Regions from separate parts of the Mus musculus genome. Here regions 1, 2, 4, 5 and 6 are each linked to region 3. Evidence: chromatin loops called from intact Hi-C (ENCODE). Cell type or tissue: heart. All regions are shown on one strand. Region 1 overlaps Kat6b (K(lysine) acetyltransferase 6B). Region 2 overlaps Kat6b (K(lysine) acetyltransferase 6B). Region 3 overlaps Kat6b (K(lysine) acetyltransferase 6B). Region 4 overlaps Kat6b (K(lysine) acetyltransferase 6B). Region 5 holds the start of Kat6b (K(lysine) acetyltransferase 6B). Region 6 holds the start of Dusp13 (dual specificity phosphatase 13).

Region 1 (4,000 bases), 74 kb after region 3:
AAAGGGTTGGAATATTTGTATAAATCCTACCAGTTTACTTTTAGATTTTGAAGCATTTCCAATTTTGAGTCTTCAGATTAGGGAAACTCAACCTGTACTACTGTTTATACACAGCCTACCCGACCCCATCACCAATTCTATTTAGCTGCCATGCCTCTCTGTGATTTTAAAAATACAAAGCCACTCATCTTGTGCCTGATCTTAATCAACTTGCCACTGTACTGCTCTGGTCCACTCTGGCATGGCCACATCAGCTCAAACGCTAACCAGGCCCTTTCCACCTCGACCCTGCAAACCTCTCAAGTCTTCCTCCAGAAGGGTTCCCCTGGGTGGGACTTTCCAGCACATACAACAAAGCCTCATTCTTGCCACCATTGATTTCCTTCATGCTACCACCTATCATATCCTGAATGTGAATTCTGTGAAATCACATGGTTCAGAGTAGAAGCTCATCATGCCTAAATGAGGAAGGATAAAATGAAGGGGCAGGGAGTGGGGAGGGCCACTGAAGGACTTCGTTCTAGAGATTCCACACTGGCAGATGTAGTCGGTGATCTCCCTTTTCCACAGGACAGGACAGTATGGGCACACATCAAGTCTCACACTCACTCTCAAGTAAGTGCTATGGGAGATGCCAAGATTAATAAGAGCATTTCTTAGCATGCTGTAATAAAGAACTTCAGAATGCTGGGAACCCCAAAGAGAAAGCCTAGAGTTAAACAGAAAGGCTAGATCTGGTGTCAGACACAATTTGACTCTGACCTGTATGTGTGTATGGCCTTGACTGCCTCCAGGACTCAATTTCCCCTTAGCTCAGTGGGGATAATGCCAACCCACCCAGTACCTTGGCTCATTTGAGAGGACAGGATGTCTTAACAGTCAGTGGGTGGCAGTTCTTTTAGCAAGAAAGGACAACAAATTCTTGAATCGATGTGGCTGTAAGGAGGAGGTAAAGCAGGTGCTCAGATAAGCATTAGGAAATAGTCCTCTGTAACACCAACCACGTGACAAGTGCAGATGGTGCCCCTCGCCATTCTCCATCAGCTAGTGTGGACTCAAACCAACACCCCAGTCATCTCTAAACACAGCATGTGCTGCTTTGGGGGCACAGGAGCTCCACCCTGGCTCTTGGACACAGGCTACATGGCCAGTTGTGGGAATTCCTCACAAAGCACAGATAGACATCACATGACCTTGGGGGCCTTTCTTTTCAACCCTGCAAGTTACTTTTAAAAACCCGAATGCGTTCCAGGACAGCCAGGGCTACACAGAGAAACCCTGTCTCAAAAAAGAAAAAAGAAAGAAAGAAAGAAAGAAAGAAAGAAAGAAAGAAAGGAAGGAAGGAAGGAAGGAAGGAAGGAAGAAAGAAAGAAAGCAAGCTGGAGAGATGACTCAGCAGTTAAGAGCACTTACTGCTCTTTATTCAAGAAGGCCAGCGTTCGGGTTACCAGCACCTATCTTAAAGGTTAAGGACTGCCTATAACAGCAGCTTCAAGACATCAGATGCTTGGATACCTTCTTCTGACATCCTTGGGCACCAGGCACATATGTGGTGTGTGTATATGTGTGTATATATTTATATGTATATGCATATATGTATGTGGGCAAAACACTCATACAGAAGATAAAATGAAACTTTTTTTTAAAAATTGAATTAAATATGTTTCATGTACCCACAGAACATATTGGTAGGCAATTCGGATAACAGTTTTTCTAGTGCCATGGAAAAACCATGCCTAGAAAGCCAAGGCCCACTAAACTGGACTAATGAGCAAGTATAGACCAATAAAGAACACGATGCTCAGAGAAGCTGGAATTCTGGGAGGCTTGGAGACTTCCAAAAATAACATCCAAAGTTTTGCTAGGACATGAAGGTCATGTGCTGCATGGCCTGAGGACTGCAGCCCTCGCTAACTTTAGTGTCAGCTTCTCTACAACAGTGTGCTTGGTGCAGACCATTTATTGGCAACTGCAGCATGGCTTGCTTACTTGCAGCACAGGTTCCAGAACATGGAGTTACTTGCAAACACTTTGCTGTATGGAGCATTACATGGGTTAGTACACGCGAGGGAAGAATAAAGAGGCTCTATGGGAGAAGAGAACGGTGGGGCCCTGAGAAGGAACAACGAGAGGACTGCGCACAGAGCAAGTCTGAACAAGCAAACAGGAGCAGGAGTGGGAGACGATCAAAATGATCTCCATAAGAAAAGGACAAATAAACCTGGTGGTGGTGGCGCACACCTTTAATCCCAGCACTGGGAGGCGGATTTCTGAGTTTGAAGCCAGCCTAATCTACAAAGTGAGTTCCAAGACATCCAGGGCTACACAGAGAAACCCTGTCTTGAAAAAAACCAAGGGGAAAAAAAAAAAAAAAGAAAGAAAAGAAATAGCAGCTGAAATGATCTCTTTCAACAAACAATTGATCTTCAACAAAACTATCAAATGGATCAATTTACAAGTGGCTGTTATCAGATGGGGAGACAGCACTGAGCATCCAAAGACTCTGCCACTCACCCTAATTAAGACGTGGAGAAGACAAATTGAAACATCACCAATTCTAACACGCAAACCAAATTCTGCCCTTGGGAATTTCAATTTCAGGCCTGTGCTTAAAATCTATGTGCATTAACTCTGACAGCATATCAGAAAACATGACACATGTCTCCTGATCACCCTAAATACAACCTCCAAAAACCATTCAAGTTTGAAAAATATGTGTCAAGCTGTTTCTAAATAAACCAGCAACTAACACAACAACTTGCATTCATGCAAGTTCTTTTCTTCATGGGGGAAGGGGTTTGAGTGGCAAAATAATCAGAGACATGGTATGTAAGGGCAGACTATATATAGTATGTTGCTAGCCTTATTAACAGAACCTGATGCCTTTTGGAGAGCTCCTCCTTATTCTCAGATGCGGCTAAAAGAACTAAGAGTTTCAAAAATTCAAGGTCAGAATGGGCTACACGAGAACCTACATCCAAAGACAAGAAAAAGACTTTAAAAATTTTTTTATTGTATGTGAATAGATGGTTTGCCAGCATGTATATCTGTGCACCACATGTATGTTTGGTGCCAGTGGGGGCTACAAGAGGGCATCAGAGACCCTGGAACTATAATTATAGGTGCTTATGAGCCTCCGCATGGGTGCTTGGAATTGGACTCAGGTCCCCTGGAAAAGCATCCAGTACTCTTAACCACGGAGTCATTTCTCCAGCCCAAAAAATAATTAAAATAGAAAATAATTATAAAGTGCCATAGTAACTTATTTATTTTATTTACATGAGTATACTGTAGCTGTCTTCAGACACACTGGAAGAGGGCATCAGATCCCATTACAGATAGCTGTGAGCCACCATGTGGTTGCTGGAATTGAACTCAGGACCTCTGGAAGAGGAGTAAGTGCTCTTAACCTCTAAGCCATCTCTCCAGTTCACCATGGTAATTTCTGCACAAAACACATAATGCTCATTAGCTCATGTATTCTTTGACTATAAGTAGTTATGCAAAGAACATGTGTGTAGAAAAATATGTAAAAGGATAGGTAACAATAAAAATATTTGCGCTATAAAAAAATTCATCAGGGCTTTGGAGATGGCTCAGTAGATAAAAGATTTGTGGTACAAGCAAGAAGATTTGCATTTGGATCCCCCAAAACCCACGGAAAGCGGGCATGGTAATGCTTACTTAGCATGTGGCTAGCACCTCCAGGCTCCTACAATGAAGTGAGATGGAAGGAAGAGATTCAAGACTACCCAGGGCTTGTCAGCTAGGGATCCTGGCATACAAAGCAATTAACACAAGAGAGTGTCTCCAACAAATCAGAAGGTATAGACCAACACCTGAGACCGCCTCTGACCTCCGTATGCCCACCATGCATGCATGCACACACATTCATGTGCATACGTATATGCTATATTGTTTTCACCATCATCAATAAGATTAGCATGGACACAGATTCTGAAGCCCTGAAGGAGAGCTTAGTTTGATTCCAAGAGTATGG
Region 2 (4,000 bases), 65 kb after region 3:
CACCAGAGACTTGGTGTATGGCTGTTCTCAAGCCCAATCAGAAGTCAGCCGGATGTGAAAGAAAAGCCCTGGAGTCTGAAATGCCACAGACGCACGTGTGTTGCCTTGCAACAGAGTTTAACGTGTCATGTTACAATACACAACTGTTTTCAGTGTAATGAAAACTTGAGTGAAATGAGCCCATAGCGGTGGCTCTAGCACTCAGAAGCAAAGACAGGAAGATCTGGTCTGAAGCCAGTGGACTACGTAGCGAAACCACCTTTAAAAAGTCCAAACAAAGGAGAAAGTATCTGTGAGTAAGAGATTAGATCCTTGTATTTTGACAGGGTGAGGATTAAATGGTGGTGCAGAGGAGGCATGGGGTGTTGACAGCAGGCAAAAGCAAGAGGCTTGAGGCCATAGCATCAACTCACTACATAATCATCTCAGTTGGGTCCCACAGAATCCCAGCAGCAGAGGATCAACTAGAGACAGCTCTGATGTTTATAAGCCTCACATCTTGGAGAAATGATTCACTCAAGTGAGATTCAAACTTTAAAGCTAATAGGGACTATCAAAGCTACCCCTCCAGGTTAGGGATATCCCTAGACTCCCCAACCTAGAAAAGGGAGGCACAGTGTGATGTGACCGAAGATCCAGCTATTTCACTCGTGGTTCACATGCAGGGGAAAGAAAAGTGTGCGCTCACAGAGAAGCTTGCAGAAGATGAGGAACAGTGGGACACATCTGCAATCCTAACGTTCAGGCATCTAAGCTGGAAGGGTCACAAGTTTTGAGACTCACTGGGCTACAGTGAGTCCCTAGTTGTGCACAATGATTACAGCAGCACTGTTCATAAATAGCTAAAACCTTTCAAGCAGCGAATGGATAAACAAAATGTGGGATTGATGTACAGTAAAGAGGAATGAAGTACTGATCTGTGCTATGATCCAGATGAACTTGAAAACGGTATGCTTAGTGAAAGATGCCAGCCACAAAAGGCCAGTCACTACATGACTCTTTATGTTAAATGTCTATAATAAGCAAATCCATAGAGACACAAAGTAGATTAGTGGTTGCCAGGGGCTGAGGGAAGCAGGGAATGGGCAGTGACTGCTAATGAGTGTGAGGTTTCACTCTGGGGTAATCAAAGTGTTCTGGAATTAGAAAACGGTGATGGTTACATGACTCTGTGGGTATACGAAACCACTGAGTTGAACACTAAAGGCATAAATTCATGATGTGAATTATACCTCAGTAACAACAATAAAAACATATGGTACAAATCCACAAGAGTGTAGACAGCATGGGGGGGGGGGGTGAGGGGGAGGCAAAGAATGTCCAGAGGACATTACTTCTTTGTTGGCAAAAGACTAGGAAAGCAAGTTTGATCCCATTAGAAAGGCTCCTGTGAGCAAGCATGAAACTCAGGCTGCTGCCAGAAAGAGTCCCTGAATTTGGGGACAAGATAGCCCTCAGATCTCTTATGAGTATCTCCTAAGCACTAAGCAATTCCCACAGAGTCCTGCCTCGGGCTTTCTCCCTTTCCACTTACTTCTCACAGCAAATGATTTACCTACTCTTCAGTCTCTCTTGGTTGTTCCTGCCTTAAAAGATAACTCCCTTCCATATTTTAAGGACATGGAGGATCAAGGGACAGACCAAACACCAAACCATGCTGGTTTCCTTACAACTAACTAACTGTTCAGCTACAGAAATACCGTGGCCCTAGGCAAACAGGGTGCCCCTGGATACGACTATGAACTTGTAACTACATCATAATGCTGTAGTTTCAACTAAGGTGCATTTTGAATGACACAAACCATCCCCAGCACCTGTGCCCTTTAGTTTTTAACCAGAGACTGAGAAGCCAGATCCCTGACACAGAGATACTGGCCAAGCCCCACCTCATGCCAGGGATGCCACATGATGCAGCTCTAGCCAACGAAACACAGACGAGGCAGCCTCTGGGGACAGCATCAGTTCTGGAGAACACAGCTCATGCTGTTGCCCTTGGACCTTTCCCCTTTCTCCTATGGGACAGAAAGGCAGAGCCTGTGCATGAAGAAGCTACCCTGGGCGAAGTGTGGTATGAGGGAAACTTCTCTGCAAAAGACAGTGAAGCAGGAAGCTGCAGAGATGCTGGGTCTCGAAGGCATAAAGCCACTGTGGGCAGCTGGCTCTAACAGCAGTGGGCCACTGCCTACAACTGCTGCCTCCAAGGGACAAAGAAGCCCTACTTGTCTAATATCCCACTTAAAAAGCTGAGTTGAACACATGCCTAACTAAAGCATCTGAGATGCTTCCTAAGAAAGAGCCAGCAGTCACTCAGGCTTAAAAGTCGTCACGGAAAACAGCTGGAATGGTACATTAGTCTCATACTTTTAACCATAGCAGGTTCAGCTTGGTTCAGGCTTTTTTTTTTTTTTTTTTTTAATAAATGAAAAAATTCAAAGGCCTCATTAAAATGCCACATACCTTTCTGAGAGATATTGTATTTTAAAACAACAAAAAGTTTTTCCTCAACGTTCCCATGAACATTAGAGTTTGCACAACAGGTCTGAGGAAACTGAGGCACAGGGATGATGTGGAAGAACCAGATACACAGAGTTGGAAACAAAGCACCAGAATCCAAACCACGGCCAAGCCCACGGGCACACTCTGCCTCTACCTCAGGGATGTGAAGAAGCCACAAGCAGTTTAACACAATTGTCCCTCTCCAGAACTAGGTAAGAGCAAGGGCACGGATATGACATAGAGAAACACAAGCCAGGCATGATGACACACATGCAGTCTCAGCACCGGGGTAAAGGTCCCTACTGCCAAGCCTGATGATCAGAGTTGCTGTTTGACTCCACACCTGTACTGTGGTACTCAGAATGTACACACATATGTACATGATGATAAATAAATACATGTGAAGAAAATTAAGCCAAACCAAACAAACAAACCAACAAAAAACCAAAGATTTCTTTTTAAGTTCGAGATAGCAAGGTAGTATATACATTTGTATATAAAAATATTTTTAAGTTATTTGCTAAGAATCTCCTCTCCTTTGCAGCCATCATCCTTCAACCCACACAACTTAGTGCTTATACTTTAGTATATCATCAATTTATCCACTGTACTCTTCCCTCAATCAGCAGACTGCCTCTCTCTCTCCCCCAAGGTCAACACCCCAGTGATGAAACTCACACTCAGACCTTCGCTTTCCTGCCTCAAGCCTGCACAAACTCTTTACACTTTTTACTTTTGAAACACACAGTTCAGTACAACACAGACTAATCTCAAGTTCTCCATTCCCCTGCCTCAGGCTCCTGAGGACTGAGACCATGTACCATCCCTGGGTAACCACTCAATATGGCTCACAGCTTCATTCCCTAGCACACAGAATCACACACGCGCTGGTCAAGTACTGCTTACCATCGCCCAAACCTATATCCACGGCAGGACTCCCAGTCTTTCATCTTCCTATTTCCTCTACCTAGAACCTTATCCATAAGTTACCTTTCTCTGTAAAGCTTTCCATAGACAACAAATTCGCCTCGTTCCTTTGCACTCCAAGGTGTTCTGTACAGCACCAACATCAGTTGTGTACACTGGCTGAGTGTAAGCTGAGTCTTCCTGGCTGACCACTGTGTACGACAGTGTATCAGTAAATCGTTACATGTGATCAAGCCCTAGCCTCACACGTGAGACAAATATTCCACCTCTCCTCTGAGCTACATCTTTATCCTAATCCCAACTGAATACACATTCGCTTCTTGAAGGGGTACAGAGTGAATCGGATAACCCCATTACTCTCTGAGGTTCTTAAACAGGGATGCCTGCCGTATATACCTACTACAGACAATCTGAGGCGCCCAGTGCTCGCTAAGCTCAGTAGCACTACAGCTCCTGACAGAAATGTTTCTACTGAGCTGTGGTTTGAAAGGGATGAAGCATGAGAGGCATCTACTCGGGGGTTATATTATATATATTAGCATTCAAGACTTGATTTCAATACATGCTTCCCTACCTT
Region 3 (4,000 bases):
AGGGCGTACATGTCTACACAGTATTCCATAATTGGGATCTTCTCCCAGCCCCTGAAGTAGTCAAATCCAAGCTGATACACTCACAGATGGTTAAGGAACTGCCAGAGCACTGCTCTACTTTAGAGCCCAGAGAGGCACCTTCAGGCATCCTCTGTGCTCTACAGAATACACTATGCCCCAAGGTTTGCATTTCTGCCAGTAACAGGTAGATGTATGTGATCCAGGGACAGAGAACCTGACCCTTCTCTACTTGCTAGAAAAGAAGGGTACTTTTGAGGGCAGAAAGGACAAGCCTGGGAAGCAAGGATGGAGAAGTGGGAAGCTTCAGAGAAAAGACATTTCAGCCACTTTTGTGCAGAGGGGGCCAGACCTCCCTCTGCTGGGTCTTCAATCTGGGAAGACTAGGGGAGCTTGATGGTATTATAAAGTCTAAGATCAACCTGGGTAGAATTACACCTTGATACCCTATAAGGAAGGCCTTGAAGTTATGATAAAATCCCAGATTCGCAACAACTCAGCAGGGCCGGGTGTGTCATCAGCAATGAGGAATATATGAAGAGAATCTTTCTTCCCACTTGCGAAATCTGTCTGCGTGCCCCATGAATAGATATTAAAACAAGATGATAGAGGGCATTTTAACATACAGCTTAAAATTCACAGATAAACACCAGATGTCTGGACACCACAGAACTCATCAGGCAGTGACACAAAAAAATAATTCATTTGAAATGAGCCTTGTGAAAAGACCTACAAGGTAAGTAGAGGCAGACTGATGAGTGAGGCACTGCCTGCCCAGGGGAGCAGGGGACTCATAGGTTGAAATAAATTAACCTGAACACACAGACAATGTTTCTGTGCTCTTCTGTCACTAACCCAGGATACCATGGCCAAGTGAGAGAATGCTAATGCATCCATAAAGCCCATCACCGAGACAGCAGAAGACATCTTTTAGGCAGTGCTTGACATGTCATATCGTGAAGGCTCTTTCCAGCTAGTCAGGTCCTGGAGGCTGCTGACCACAAATGGCCTATCAAGTTGAACTTCTGAATAACCAACTAAGAACCATTCCACAACATAATCATTCCTCAGTATGACATATTTCCTCTATCCAACCATTAAGCAGCTGTCCTACGTGGTGACAAATTTTAAGTTACTCACAGCAATCAAGTGGGACAGCACGAGAGTGTGGAAAACCATAAGAATGGGTGCCACTTCCAGTTCTCAGGAGAGCCCACGCAGACTCTGGACTGGGCTGTTTAGTCCCTCTAAGTGTAGAGGTAAGCACCAGCATTACTAATGAGGACAGCACCTTGTGGAATGATTAGGTGTCTGGCTGGAAGGAAAGGCAGTGGTGTATGAGAGCATGCTATAGGTTCTGCAGAGCTGTTTTGCTTCCTTCCTTCTGCTTGCTGGGATTGAACCTAGGGTCTTAGACAAGTGCTTTACCACAGAAATAAAACTCCAGCTGTTAGCCAGGAGTTTTAAACTAACATTGAGGGAAAAAATATCTCAGTATCTGAGAGAAAAAGAGAAGACCAACACAGAAAGATTAACATTTAAAAGCCTTACAGCTGGGGCTGCAACTCAGCAGCAGGGTTTGCTTAGCATGGGTAAGGCCTTCAGGTTGGTACTCAATGGGAAAATAACAAAACAACAACAACAACAGAAGTACTCATAGGGGGGCCCAGTATTACCATTTCATATGCAGGAAACTATGTGTATGTGCATGTAACCTGAGTGGCTTTTATGTGCCGAATCAAAAAGAACAGCCAGTAAAAGAAAACCTTTAAAAACATAAACACAATTTGCATTTATATCTCTGAATAAAATTGGAGGCATAATCTTAAAATCAAATGGTAAGAGCAGAGAAGACACACTCCTCGAATCTCATGGTCTGTCCCTTTTCTTCAGTTAACATGGAGCTGGATTGAATTACTACATTTCACCAGTAGGTGTCGTAACCTGAAACAATACAGACTTCACTGGAGTCTCTCTGAGACTGGGGAGAACAGAAGGGGTATACTGTGTTTAGCTTAAATCCTTTGCTATGAGCTAGGCGTGGCAATGATTGGATTTGGGAAGGTGAGGCAGGAGACTGACTGACTGAGGTCAGGATTTAAGAGTTTGGTCCAGGCAATATACTGAGCATCTCAAAAGGCTCAGGGACAAGTAAAAGGAGTTTGATGCCAGCCTGGGCTACATGGAGAGACAGTTCAAGAAACAGTCAAACAAACAAAATCTCTACTGTGACTTTACTTACTGCATGCACTGCAGTCTAACACTGAATTAGCCACATAGATCTGAAACTGGAGCTTGGTTACAAATACTACTGAACAGAATCATATAAACATGTAACATAGGCTGGTATTGGTACATTCATATTTCACCCTTGACCTGTATAATGTTCTTATATTTCAAACCTATTCTATCACCAAACGATGTCTTTGAACATGTTCTGGGAGGTTTCGCTACAGATCGAGAGCATGAAGCTCTGACAGTGGACACCATGTAGAACGCACACAAACCAAACTCACCACTACTGCCACAATCTGCACAAGACAGGAGTTCTTCTGGTTTCTTTTCACGATTTGACTCTTTAGTCCCCAAACAGAAGCTACATATTGGAATGGGATCGGCACGGGGCTATGAGAAAGAGAAACAAAAACAAAAACCAAAACATAGTGTTAGCCTTCCTTTCAAAATTTAAAACAAATTATTAAATTCAAAGCGTCTTACATATTTCTTAAGGAAACCCTGATAAATTAAACAATCAAAAAGAAAATCAACATTTTCTAATAAAAATCATCATAAGTTATGTGGTAGCAAAGCCGTATCTGAATACATTTAAATGTAGTCATTAGATCCAGAAGTAACTTTTATGAATTCAGTGAATCCTAAGACCTTCAACTATCACAGAGCCTTCAGCAGGAACATTAAGGATTCATCTGTGTTCCCAAGTGTTCCCATAATCTGTATGTACAATAAACTGTTCATCTACTCAGCAACAAAGACTATGGACCTCATCTAGTTAATTAGTGAGATTATTTAACTCAGCTTTATCAAGTGTTGTGATTATTCACCTATTAAATACCGGACATGAAATGCGTGCTTCAGAGAGCCCATGAACAGAGAACGAGCAGGAGCTAAAATTCTGTCGGACTTGAGAAGATCAAAAGACTATTAACAAGACCTCTCTGGCACCAAGGGCTTCAAAGGGAAACCAGGGCACACAGAAGAGATAAACCCTCCATCTCTGACATTCACACTTTATAAAAGAAACAACAAAACATTTGTCTACCCCCTGGCACCCTTTAACTCTCTATGGCAATTGCTTTTAACAATGTGTAAATCTACATACATTCTGCGTCTCCTCGGTTGATTATTACTGCCAGCAGGGCAGACATTTCCAACCATATGAATGCAGTTCACTGTGCCTACAGAGCTACATTATCTTGAACAGCCAAAACTGTATAAAAACTAAAATTTTATTGCACATTCCAAGCCTTCTCACATGTTGTCTGCTAGTTCTTCTCTGAAGCCTTTATATGGAATGTCATGAATCAAAAATTCAGGGCAAGAAAACTCAACATAATCACAAATGTTTTTATATGTAAATCACAAACAAGATTGTGTTAGATCTAATTCTCTAAGTCGACAGCAGCACAGAATAAACCTCGTTTGGGCAACCATTCAATCCCAAATGCCTAATACGTAGCCTGGTTCACAGTAGGCTCTCAAAATATGTTTACTGGTTGAATAAATAAAGAAGCAACTGCCAGTTAAAAAGAAAAATCAGCCACTTCTTTAAGATAATATTTTGGATGGTTATAATGATTCCACAAATGTCTTGGTTCCCTCTAACAACATGCCATGAAAGTCAAGAATTCATCTTATGACCTAGCATTCACAAACAACAATTAATATGACTGTGACTTTCATCTTACAATATGAGTGTTCATTATCCTGCCCTTATTTTCAGCCGAATTTGTTCTATTAATAT
Region 4 (4,000 bases), 52 kb after region 3:
CTCCAAGAGGTTAGATCTAACGTGTACAAAATCAGCCCAGAGAGGCAGACCAGACATTTCTGATCTGTTAATAAGACAAAATTTCAGGGGTTGGGAAGATAACTTAGCTAGCAAAGTGTCTGTCCTCCGGTCCCACACACACATAAAAAGCTGGGCAGTAGTTTGATGTCTGTAATGCCAACACTTACAGGGAGAGGGGAAGGAAGGGAAGAAGAACAGCATAGTCAAAGAGCATGCTAGCCACCGAGGTGGCAAGATGGCTCAGGGGATAGTGGCACTTCTTATAGTGGCACTTGTTACCAGGCCTGAAGGCAAGAGGACTCTCCGATACCCACATGCTGGTGGAGAGAACCCACTCCTGAATACTTACTATTCTCCAAACTCCACACACGCACACACACATACACAACCTCCACACACAGACACATGCGCACACACACATACACGCACACACACATACACAACCTCCACACACACGCACACATACACATACACACTGTTTTTTAAAAGTGAAGAACAAGACCATGGCTGGCATAAACCTCTAACCCCAGCAACTCCCCCAATCTATAGGTACTTTGTTATTCTTTATTTACTAAACATAGACTCAGTGCCCACAAAGAAAAGGCACAGCCTATAGAGTTTTGTTGTCTGCTATCTCTGCTATGTTTTTTTTTTAAATCTCTAAATTAACATGTAAGAAACAAGTAAAAATGAATTTCTGTTAATTTCTAGGTGGGAAATTAATTAAATGAATTTTCATGTTCTCAGAAACAAAACTGTCTCTATACTTTGAATTGTTAGAGCAAAAATCAACAGGTCTGTATGTACAGGTTCCCAGGACCTATGTTCTGATGGCTGGCTACACTTTTACTAACTAGAAACTGAAATCAAGTCCAGGTTGGATGAAGTCCACTGATTACTTAAGATACAACTTAGAAGCCGGGCCGTGGTCCAGGCGCACACCTTTAATCCCAGCGCCCGGGAGGTGGGGCAAGTGGACCTCTGAGCTCAGACGCTGACTTGAGTTTCTGTGGTTTGTAGAACACAGCCACATGAGTGTTTCTAGGAGGCAGAGGAAGGAATGGGGGAGGGTCTAGGCCCTGGACCACTGTCCTAGATACATGGGTGAGTCTTCCGCAGTCAGTGAACAGCACTTCCCTGGGTTCTGCCTACGCTTGTCTGGGCAGAAAACAATTTGGGGAAGCTGGTTTAGGCTCAAGATTATAAGAATCGCTTTTAAGTACACTTAAAAATGAGACACTACAAAATTTTTAAGCATTACATCTAAACACCAATAGTTAATAAAACAGCAGTGTTTTTAACAGAAAACAGAATTCCAACATAGCAGTCCTCTACCGCACACACAAACGCACAGTTGAATGATATAATCAAGTAGAGTAAACCATGCTAAATGTAAAGTCAATAAATCCCTTTTAGATGTTGACCCACACGCACCAAAGCAAAGACTGAAAGGGGAAACAGAGGAGATTAATCATCGTGATGCTCTGGTTCAATACTGAGCCACAGTGAGACAGTGTGCAGCAGCACAGTTTACTTGAAGTAAGAGTGGACGCGGCACGGTCAGAAGTGGCATTCATTAAACAGCCTCTCAAAAGATCATTTCCTCTAATTATTGCTTTTGTAACACAAGACAAAGACAGCCCAATGTAAGTCTGGAAAATCTACAGTTAGCTGCCAAGGTCTTGCCAGATAAGATTAGATGAGATGCAATTTTAGAAACACAACTGGGGGAAAAAAAAAAACCACAGCCCTGTTACCTCTTCCAAAATGGCACCGCTCTGTCTCTGCCCACAGTCACTGGAAGTGACAGGCGGGTAACATGGGCTGGATCTTAGGGCATGGCGGTGAGCTGGGAAAAGAAAGAGGAGACACTGAGCTGGGGATTCCAGGAGCTCACAGTGCTGGGGTGTGGTGAGGGAGGGTTATAAAACGCCTTGCAATACTTCCAGACAAGGGTTCTGGCCAGGCTGTACATACGACACTGCAGAAGAAAGCAGCTGGCTGGTCGACTGGAAAATCTTCATGTCTGAGCTGTCTCTGGAGGAAGAGAAGTATTTTAAAAAAATAAAAAGGCAAGAGGGAAAGGATAGCATTCCATCTTTCAAGCACAGCCTCATGAAAGGGACAACTGGCTCAGCAGGTACACTTTCACAAAGCAAAGCCTTCCACAGGAGAGGGAGGAAGGACCACGAGGGAAATGATATTGGAGGACATCAAAGCTAGCAGGTTGGTGAGTTCAAGTCTATGGAAGGAAAGGAAAGAGGCTTAGAAGAATGACTGCACTGTTGCAAGTTTTCTGCGTTCTGCAGATGCTGGGAGGACAGCTACAGCCTGTAGAACTCAGCATTCAAAACTGAATTAATATTTCAACTACAAAAATATAATTACAGCGAAAAGGTAACCTACAGAGCTACATGTGACACTAACCTGCAATCCTGGTGGTGGGGAGGAAGAAGTAAGAAAAGAGTGAACCTGAGCCATCCAAGCTACAGACAGAACCTGTGCGTGAGCAACACACACACACACACACACGAGCAACACACACACACACACACACACACACACACACACACACACACACACACACACACACACACACAGAGGGTGGGCAGGGAAGAAGAGAAAATTACTATCCAGGATACAGAACTACAATGTAATGTCAAAACAATCCAATTTAGATGTAAAAAGCAAACAGGGAGATAGAGGCTGTTCTAGAGAAGACTTGGACTGAGTTCCCAGCACCCATGTGGCAGCTCACAACCAACTACATGGTTCCTATGCCCTCTAACGGCCTCCACAGGCACTGAATGTGTGTAGTGTACTTACATACAGGCAAAACACTCACACACATAAAATAAGAATGAATACAACTGGGCACAGCGATACACCCCTGGAATCCAAGTGCTAGAGAAGCCAAGGCAAGAGGGCTAAGAGTTCAAGGCCAGCCTGGACTAAAGTCCTATCTCTACATGTGTGTGTGTGTGTGTGGTGTGTGAAAAGAAAAAAAAAAAAAAAAATATATATATATATATAAAATCAGAAAGTAGTACAAGGGGACAACTGTGCACAGAAATTGCAAAGCCTGTGCAGTACTGGTAGACTGAAACGTGTAGGACTATGAAATGTAGCTATAGTGCTAGAGACTAAAACCCAGGACTCTCACAAGCATTCTACCAGTAGGTTATGTTTCCAACACAGTAGATTTTATTTTACAATTCTATCATGATAAACAAACCAATAAACCCAAAACTAACAATGTCAAAAGAAATACAATTAAAGACAGTGAGTTTTCAGCTAATCCCTAAGGGGTCCCCTAATGCCTACATGAGGTCACAAAGTTTATTATTAGTTGTCTACTAAGTTAGTATACTTACAGTGCTCGGGTTATTATGAAATTCAAAATTTTACTAACACAGAAATTGCTAGTAAGCTAGAAGCTTGAAACTGCAGGGTACAAAGCAGGTGGGAGTGCAGTAAATTACGAAAGCCAGCTCCCATGTGCAGCGCTGAGACTGACTGCCTTCATTTCAGGGTTCAGTAACGTAGCAGATCTACCAACTTCTAGTCATCCTTTTAAAAAGAAAATAGTCTTCTCTGTAAATAAAGCCAAACTTCGGGTATTAAAAAGTCCAATCTAGTCTATAATGAAACTAATTTTGATGTTATCCAATGTAGAGTTCCTTCTCTCAAACTAGCAGTGAGGAAAAGGACATCGGTCCACTGCCTTATGGCCCAGCCCCCTAAAGATCTTGCTAAATAAACCTACATGCTAATGCTAGCTCTTCTATCTAGTGGGAGCACGTTGGCTGGACCTCCAGGCTGTCTGGTACAGGCAACTATATTCTTCTAGCTCAGCTCTCAGCCTCCATTCTACTTCTATACCCATAATCTTCTTCCTTGGGGAGAGGGGGAGTCCTACCTCTGGCAGACAGCCAACTGCCCTCTGGGCAGACCACCTGGTCTGTCAGGCATTACCGCT
Region 5 (4,000 bases), 110 kb after region 3:
ATTTTAGAGTTGCATCAGGAAATGAAGGGTATACTAGTATGAGGAAGAATGTACTTTCTACAAACACCCACTTCGCTGGGGCTGGAGAGATAGAGGGCTTGGCGGGCACAGCATGGAAAGCAGGAGGTCCTGCGTTTGGATCTCCAGCACCCAGGTGAACGCTGAGCGTGGTTTAGACTGCCTGGAGTCCCAGCAAGAGCAGGTGAAGACAGGCAGCCTCCAGGAGCTCGACAGCAGACCGGCCAGCCTAGCAAAAATGGCCAACTACCACTTCGTAAGAGACTTTATGTCAAGGCAATATGGCAGGGAGAGATAGAGGAAGACATTCTATGTCGTGCCCTGGCCTCTGGATGTGCACACTTGTATGCATCAAATGCACAAAATGTGTTTGCATACATCTGCATGTATGTGTGTGCACAAGCACACACTACTGGAGTACAAAGAACTAACACAACTAAAGTCCCATGCGCTACTTCTACCTCTTGCCCATACAAATCTGTGCATACTCTTTCCCTTGAATTTCCTGGTATCTCCACCCCAAGTTCACTGGGTCTCTAGCTATTGCTGACAACTGTAATTCCTTATCACTGCTCCTTCATAACTTCCACTACTCTCACATGAACATTCTTTCTCCCAACTGCAATTGTTCAAACTCCTCCATGGTGCAGGTCACTAATTTGCCCTTCTTCTGCCTTTACCCTGCCAGGTCCCATTACTCCCTGCACTGTGCCCAAACCAAAGTCCTACCAAACTCAAAAATACCAAATGTTCTTGCCCAAGGTAGCAAGCATCCATGTCTCTTCCTAGGGACACTCTATGCTCTCCCTGTTCCTGCCACACCTTCAAGACTAGGCTTGAAGTTTACTCCAAACAACCCCAGCCATCAAAATTAAAGTCTCCATAACCTTTCTTGGCTCAATGAAGACTGGGGGCACAGTCCATCAAATTATAGCACCCAGACCTATTGCTCAGTGCTGCCCTCGTTCACAGCCACAGCCTTCCCCTAACTTTGAATCACCTGTCCTGATGAGATGTTCTAATATACTGCTGCAAATTACAAGCAGCCTCTCTCCATTCCCTGCTCATTAAAGTCTCTTCTGCTACCTTAGAAAATCTCCCAAACTTAACTAATCCATCCTTCCTTCTGTTTTCTTAATGTTTCATTTACCATGGGCCAGCAAACCACTATCCTATGCCAACATGAGGATTCAGCCTGATTCTTCCACCAAAGAAACTGTACCCGCCTCATGAACCCATCCCCAAGACGAACCAACACCAACTCAGCAATACTCTCTCATTTACCACACCCAAATTCATCCTTAGTGTGTCCCCAGTTAACGGCAATCTCGCCAGTCTGCAGCACTTCACCAGCCCTCACACAGTCCTAGGTACCCTTCCCACTTCCACCAAAATTTCGCCCCTCCCTACACCCCCTTCTACACCTGTTTCTACACCTCCCGTTTCCCATCTCATCTCCCGTTCTTTTAATCTTGCCCACGCCCTCGTCCGACCCCTCCATCCATCCTACCAGTTCACTCTTGCACAGAAATCCCCTCCCAGCCCAAGCCTTAGAATCCCTCTGCCCCGCCCCTCCCGACTTTGCCCCGCCCTTCCATTCCTGAGCCCCGCCCCTTGCCCCGTAGGCTCGGCCAGGGGCGGAGCTTATTCCTCCTCCCTCCTCTCCCCCGCCCCCTACCGTCACGCTCAGGGGCAGCCTGACCCCGAGCGGCCCCGCGGTGACCCTCGCGCAGGGGCCTGTGGGAGGGGCGTCGAGGGTCCCAGGCCACCCCCCCGTCGGTCCCCCGCCCGCCTAGTCTCCTCCCCCTGGGAACGCGCGGGGTGGGTGACAGACCTGGCCGCGCGCCACCACCACCGCGCCTGCCGGGGGCGCTGAATCTGCCTGAGAAAGAAGCTACGGCTGCCGCCTGGAGGAGGTGCCGTAGCGCCCGCCACCGCTGCCGCCGCCGCCAGGGGTAGGAGCTAAGCCGCCGCCATTTTGTGTCCCCCTGTTGTTGTCGTTGACATGAATCCGACATGACACTGATTACAGCCCAATGGAGTCTCATTAAACCCAAGACGCGGCCCCGCCCCGGCGCCGTTCCATTGGACGAGAGCACGAACACTTAGGGCCAACCGTTGGCCTACGGGTCTGTCCGTCACCCGCTCGCTAAACACTCTGCCCCCCATTGGGGCAAGTTCCTGCCGGTCATCTCGCCTCCACATAGACACACCTCTCGACCCATCATTTCCCCCCCCCCACCTCCGGCACCACCCCGAGGGAGGGTCGACTGCCAGTACCAATCAACAGACCGCGGGGCCCGCCTTTTCCGGGCACCTATTGGTCCAGCCCTTTTTCTCTCTCACAGACACCGCGCCACCTCTACTTCCACCTACCCGCCCCCTCTACCTCTAGAAATGGATTGGATCTAGGCGCAGGAGAGGCGCTTGGCCTTATTGGCTGTACACGACGCCAATCAGAAGCCTTTTTTCCTCTCCCCTCCCCCACTCAACCCCAAAGCCCCTAGCCCGCAGCTAAAGTTTGTGTGAGAGCTGATCGCTGGCGGCGGCCGCAGGATTTAGGGGTGGGCGCAGGCGGGCGCGCGCGGGCGGGCACGCGAAGTTAAAATTCGAGGTTCTCAGTCGCCTGCTCCCGCCGAGGAGCGCGCGGACGGGCGCGCCGCCCGGAGCGTTCCATCCAGCCCCCTCCTCCACCCTCTCTCCTGTCCTGTCCCGGGCGACTACTCGCCCGCCCCCTGGCTTGCACCCTACCCCCTTCACATACCCCCTACCCTGCCAGCCTCAGGCCGGGTGCAGGCGGAACGATCTCACTGCAGCCTCTTCGCCATCCCATACGGAGGGGGAGCAAGCCCCCTACCCACCGGGTGTGCACCCCCGGCTCCGCACTCGCCCGTGTCTGCAAGCACGTGCACTATTCGCCGCTGCCTCCGGCCACCCCGGTCCCCGGCTAACCTCGCCTCCAGCCCGGCCAATCGCTTGCTGCCCTTTGTTGCTGCAGACCGGGTCTCCCCGCTGCCTTCCTCAGCCTCCGCCTCGTCCTTTGCCAGCCGCCCGGGTCCGCAGCGCCGCGCTCCCCCCGCCCGGGACCCACCGCCGCCGCCTCCTTCTCCTCCTCCGCCTCCTCCTCCTCGGCTCCGGGCTGCAGCGCACAGAGCCCGAGGCAGCGCCGCCCAGCCCCGCTCCCCCCGCGCCGCCCGCTAGCCCGCCTGGCCCGGCCGGGGGCGCAGCCCGGACCCCGCCCGCCCCAGTCTCCGCCCCGGGGGTACCTGCCTCCGCCCCGGGGGGCTCCGCTCACCGCCCTCAGGGGAGGGCGGGGATGCCGGTGTCCGAAAGGATGGGGACGCCTGGGCTGTTTTGGGGTGGGGAGTGTGTCCGCCAGGTCTGGGACTGAGGTGCGGTCTTCTTAAACGCGCCCCCCCTCCCGCCGCCGTGGGCCCCAAACTTCGTCCTTCTCCCGGGTCTTGTACCCTCGGGCGACCGCGGCAGTTTTGGGGTGGGGGATGCCTCAGGAGCTGTCTCTACCCTGATCAGGAGGAAGAGGGAGCAGTGACATTCAGCGACTGCGGACAGGCATCCTCGGGTGGGAGTGGGGATGTCAGACGCAGGCTGGAGAGGGAAGCTGCCCCTCAGGATGCCCTCTCCCGGCCTGCGGGAGAGGCTGGCGAGCTCGGAGCTGCGTTCTGGGTGCTTCCTGGACTGTGCAGCTGGATAACATTGGGGTTGGGCGGGGGGCGACCGCTGGGGGGCCCTTCCCTCGTCTCCAACCAGCGCTGTAAGGAAAGCTGATGGCGAAGTTCGGTTTTCCAGGCTTCCCCTGGGCCCCCGGAGTTCCTGAGGCCCATACGAGGGAGGCTGGGGGATCCTCTGGCCGCCCAGGCAAGGCTACTCTAAAGGTGCCCACATGCCTTGCAGCGCCCTCCGGACTCTGGAGAAAACGTCCTGCTCTTCCCAGAGTTGGGTGGGATGCTGGTAAGAGATACTT
Region 6 (4,000 bases), 130 kb before region 3:
GTCTGCCTGTCTCTGCCCCTGCCTCTGCCTCCTGAGTGATGAGATTAAAGGTGTACGCCACCATTCAGGCTCTAAGGGGAATTTTTAAGGTGGTTTGCTTGCTTTTCCTTTTCCCCACCCAGCTACCCAAATACACTCATCCCACACACCGCAGGCAACCCTCTGAGCTTCCTGTATCCTGAACATTAAGGATACATGTACAAGGAGAAAGGGTGAGGATAGGTTTGGGCCTCAGCCATGGGGTTGCTGGGTACAGTTGCACAGCCTGGGTTTAAGGAGGAAGTACCTGGCTGAGCCTAGGGCTGACCAGGCCATGGGACCAATGGACAAGTTGGGAGTGGCAAGGAAAGGCAAAAGGGAGACGACAGCATGCTTTATAATTAAACTCAAATAAAAAAATAGAAACAGCATCAGGTGTGCGGAGCCAGGCGGCTAGAATCCAGCGGCACAAGCTGTGGGTCGGAGAAGACTACAGCCCGGTCAGGATCTCCCCACAGGTGGGTGAACGACCCTAAGCAGAGACCCCTGAGAATACTGGGTACTGGGGCCCAGGGCATCTATGCCTGCTTGTGTGGGCAACTGTGAGGACTGGGTTGGGGGACTCCAAATGGGTCAGAGGTAGAGGCACAGAACCCTGCCTCTCGCCACCGTGTGACCTTGGGCAAACTGCTTTTATCTCTCTGAGGCTTGATTTTTCTCATCTGGAAAGTGGGGATGTTGATACTGCCTGCTTCGTGAGAGAACAGGGTGGACTCAGCGTGAAGACACGAGTCCTGGGCTCTGTCTGGTCTGTAACGTACTTCCTCAAGCTGGGAATATAATTACGAAACACAGAGATCCAGGTGAAAACTCCACAGGCCATAGCAATCTACCCTCTATAGGTCTTGGCTGAGCCCCGAAAGGATGAGACTGATTGGAGCAATGTCCATAACGTGATGCCTCATTTATGTGGCACCTGCCCTGATGCAGGGCCTCTGGGAGGTGCATCTCACTTATGATGTCATGAGAGTCTCCCAGCAGCTCCTGGTGAAGACTCAGGCTCACAGACTCCCACACAGGTCTGTCTCCCTCCAGGGATGCAGGCTGGGCAGAGACCACTGCAGTCTGCCCTTGGCATTTACCTGCCAAAGTCTCTTTCCCAGACACCTCGATGTCCTTCTGTGAGAACGCTAGCCCCACTTGGTCTGTGCTCCCTAAGAGAAGAGGGGAGACAGAGAGGGAACAGCAGAGGAGACCAGGAGAAATGTGTTCTGAGGTTACAGCTAAAGAGGTAGGTGGCAAACAGCTGCCACGTCCCAGGCTGCTGAGCAAGGCCCGAGGTATGCAGGGTGGTATTCTAGAAGGCTATCCTGGGACAAACTGAAAGACAGACAACAGAGAGCAAGCTAGAGATGCTACTAGTGCCAACAAAAGGTAAGTATGTGTAGCTCTGTATACAGAGGCAGTGTGGGCAAGAAAGCCACTGTTGACAGAAGCAACTTCTCTGCTGAAGTTTCAGGGAAGTAGAAGCCAGGTAGCACTAGAGAGCCACGGGAGGACTATCATGAATGTGAACAGGGGCCTGATCCTACAAGACATTCAGCCATGGCTCCTTCTGACATAGCTGGGCCCTCCCTACACCAGGGGGTAGCAGAATCCCTGGGCTTTCTTTTGGGGGGGGTGCCTAAAGCTTAAGGAATGGCTCACTGAGTGAGCTGCTGGGCCTGGCTCTGATAGGTGAAAGGAACCCTCAGTGGACCAGAGCAGATAGCTGGGCTACATATAGCCCTAAGTAGGACCTGACCAGGAAACCCTAAGTCTAAGAAAAATCTTTCCTACAGGTCTGAGTTAGACCAGGGAAGTTAAGGACATCCCCTAATCCCCACCACCGAGCTCCTGGGACACAGTTGGGCTGCCTAGCAGCCACTGGCCACTAGAGGGCAGACTTACCCCATGCCAAATTGAGCAGGCCTGTGAGGGGCCTACGGTTTCCCGAAATCCCTGTCTAGTTCCACTCATAGCTGGAGGAGTCTAGCTGGTGGCCTCAGGCCAGAGTGGCTATTGGACTTCCCTGGATTCAGAGATCCTCCACCCTAATATTCCTTTCCCTGGTGTTACTTCATATAGCGTCATTCCCTTCTCTTGCAGCCAGCAGAATACCAGAGAGCAGAGAAAAGAAACTAAGGCCCAGATAGGAATGAAAACTTGCCTAGGTCCCAGGATATATCCTTGTCAAATTTTAAGGGGAGTCTGTTCCCTAGGCATCTCTTCAGGTGGTCCCCATCTTCAGGACAAGTGTTTTCAATAGCAGAGACACCAGGGAGAGATGTTAGGCCACTGCTCCTGTCCCCGCAGCTCAGGTCTGTCTTCATCTTGCCCCACATCCCCATTGGCTCACATGCATGGACCTGGAATTCTAGGCGCATAACAGCATTTGTGTTCTGGATGGAACCTGCTTTAGGACTGTTCCACTCAGCCTGCCCCTGCACCTAGTCCCCCATTCCTGGCCCCAGACCATGCCCTAGGTAGGTGGCAGGCCACTCAGCCTGCCAGAGAGGTCACAGAGGGGGATGAGGGAGAAAGGCCGGCCCTCTCTTCCACCCAGCTCATCATCCACTGGCTGGGTGAGTGTGGCCAAGCCAGTGGCCTCCTGGGTGCCCATCTCTTTTTCTGGTTTTGGCAGTGCCTGCCAGAGGGAAAAGGCATTCTACCCAGTCTGTACCTACTCGAGTTACTCTTTGAGGGGACCAGGGGTAGTTGACCAAGGTAGGTTCCCCTTCCCTCTAAGGTACCAGGCTCAGGTTCTGGTGCCTCTGACACCTCAGCTCTGCAAGGGCCCAGATGGACTAAGCCAGATGACTCCAGACATAACCCACTCCTTCCGGGTGAGGCCTGTACAGGTGTACTGGCCTGAACCACAAGGGTAAGGAGGAAAAAAGCCCGGGGCCTGTAAGTGGATGTGTAGCTCATCCCTGACAGCTCCCTAGAGGAGACACATCAGTTGGTGACCACCCTCTGGCAACTGGAAGGCTTGGGGAATGAACTGAAGGCACACACTGGATATCAAGCTCAGGGTAGTCTTTAGCCATTTGTCATTTGTCATTGGTGTCAGTGTGAAACATGGAACACAGCACAAGGGATACAGCCTGCTTATGAGCGACACCAGCTCACTTGGTGTGAACAAGCTGACTAATGCCCACTTGTGGCTGGACTGTAACCCTGGACAGTGCTTTGACCTCCTCTAGCATCAGCCTTAGAAACAGCCAGGGTGGGAGCTACAGATGAGCTGCCTGGCTTTGGAGGGACATCCTAGGTCCTCTCCAAGAGCCTCCGCCAGCTGGGGTTTCCAGTGACTAAAGGGGTACGGTCTGCACAGATTAGCCCTACAGAGATTCCCCACGGTCCCTAAGACCAACATTTCTAACATCCGTTGCCTCAGGAAAGGTACGCTTAGCGCCATGGAATTGACAAGAGAGTTCTAGTTCTCCTTGTTCCCAGGGAAAAGGTTCTAGGTTCCAGGCCAGCTGAGCCGGGTAATAGCCTCATTCAGCATAGCTGAGGCTGGCCCCCACAGCATCCCACTGGCTCCTGGTACTGCAACACAGGTCTCCCTGTCCACTGGACCCACGCTTGGGGAGCCTGTTCCAGCTACTGTCCTGTTTACTCTGTTCCCAGAATGGACTCGCTACAGAAGCAGGAACTTCGGAGGCCAAAGATTCATGGGGCAGTCCAGGTGTCCCCCTACCAGCCACCCACACTGGCCTCTCTGCAGCGATTGCTGTGGGTCCGTCGGACTGCCACACTGACCCACATCAATGAGGTCTGGCCCAACCTTTTCTTGGGAGATGCGTAAGTAAGACCCATGTAGGGGTTTAGGGTGGCTGATGGGTGGGAGTACCAGGATAAGCCTCCTCCAGATGGCCCACAGTGCTTCTCACCGCTGCCTGCATTTGCCTTTCTCATGTTTGTTTGGAAACATACAGTTTCATCTTTCAGGCCATGGAATAGAGAATTCCTTGTA

What was found. Hi-C counts contacts between places; a loop is a spot of excess contacts. Peaks named below come from ENCODE experiments on the same cell type or tissue, not always from the same donor. Only the 100,000 strongest peaks of a DNase experiment are listed, where the experiment ranks them.
Region 1: a loop joins it to region 3, with 1.9 times the contacts of the local background. A loop is called at or near these places in 7 of 42 quality-filtered maps.
Region 2: it touches region 3 in a loop (1.9-fold over the local background); 6 of 42 quality-filtered maps call a loop at or near these places.
Region 4: it touches region 3 in a loop (2.0-fold over the local background); 3 of 42 quality-filtered maps call a loop at or near these places.
Region 5: it touches region 3 in a loop (2.8-fold over the local background); 14 of 42 quality-filtered maps call a loop at or near these places.
Region 6: it touches region 3 in a loop (2.7-fold over the local background); 6 of 42 quality-filtered maps call a loop at or near these places.

What each region holds. Positions count from the first base shown.
Region 1 is chr14:21,534,872-21,538,871 of GRCm38, reverse strand. The region is part of intron 2 of Kat6b (K(lysine) acetyltransferase 6B); the gene reads right to left. Among named protein-coding and RNA genes, the nearest start is that of Kat6b, 37 kb to the right of the region's middle. In heart, no CTCF peak of the experiment used is centred here; a DNase peak (open chromatin) is centred at 1,911; H3K4me3 peaks cover 202 bases; H3K27ac peaks cover 1,184 bases.
Region 2 is chr14:21,543,636-21,547,635 of GRCm38, reverse strand. All of the region lies in intron 2 of Kat6b (K(lysine) acetyltransferase 6B), which reads right to left. Among named protein-coding and RNA genes, the nearest start is that of Kat6b, 46 kb to the right of the region's middle. In heart, no CTCF peak of the experiment used is centred here; a DNase peak (open chromatin) is centred at 1,905; H3K27ac peaks cover 631 bases.
Region 3 is chr14:21,608,397-21,612,396 of GRCm38, reverse strand. It overlaps Kat6b (K(lysine) acetyltransferase 6B), which reads right to left. Exons shown (of 17, transcript NM_017479.3): 3 at 2,535-2,643. Among named protein-coding and RNA genes, the nearest start is that of Dupd1, 100 kb to the left of the region's middle. In heart, a CTCF peak has its summit at 1,947 (motif pointing right); no DNase peak of the experiment used is centred here.
Region 4 is chr14:21,556,607-21,560,606 of GRCm38, reverse strand. The region is part of intron 2 of Kat6b (K(lysine) acetyltransferase 6B); the gene reads right to left. Among named protein-coding and RNA genes, the nearest start is that of Kat6b, 59 kb to the right of the region's middle. In heart, no CTCF peak of the experiment used is centred here; a DNase peak (open chromatin) is centred at 1,946; H3K27ac peaks cover 242 bases.
Region 5 is chr14:21,498,931-21,502,930 of GRCm38, reverse strand. It overlaps Kat6b (K(lysine) acetyltransferase 6B), which reads right to left and starts at 3,146. Exons shown (of 17, transcript NM_017479.3): 1 at 2,971-3,146. In heart, CTCF peaks have their summits at 1,935 and 2,671; DNase peaks (open chromatin) are centred at 2,260 and 3,090; H3K4me3 peaks cover 3,221 bases; H3K27ac peaks cover 2,846 bases.
Region 6 is chr14:21,739,932-21,743,931 of GRCm38, reverse strand. It overlaps Dusp13 (dual specificity phosphatase 13), which reads left to right and starts at 2,434. Exons shown (of 4, transcript NM_001374075.1): 1 at 2,434-2,902; 2 at 3,655-3,828. The coding sequence starts at 2,550. In heart, no CTCF peak of the experiment used is centred here; a DNase peak (open chromatin) is centred at 1,951; H3K27ac peaks cover 314 bases; H3K27me3 peaks cover 508 bases.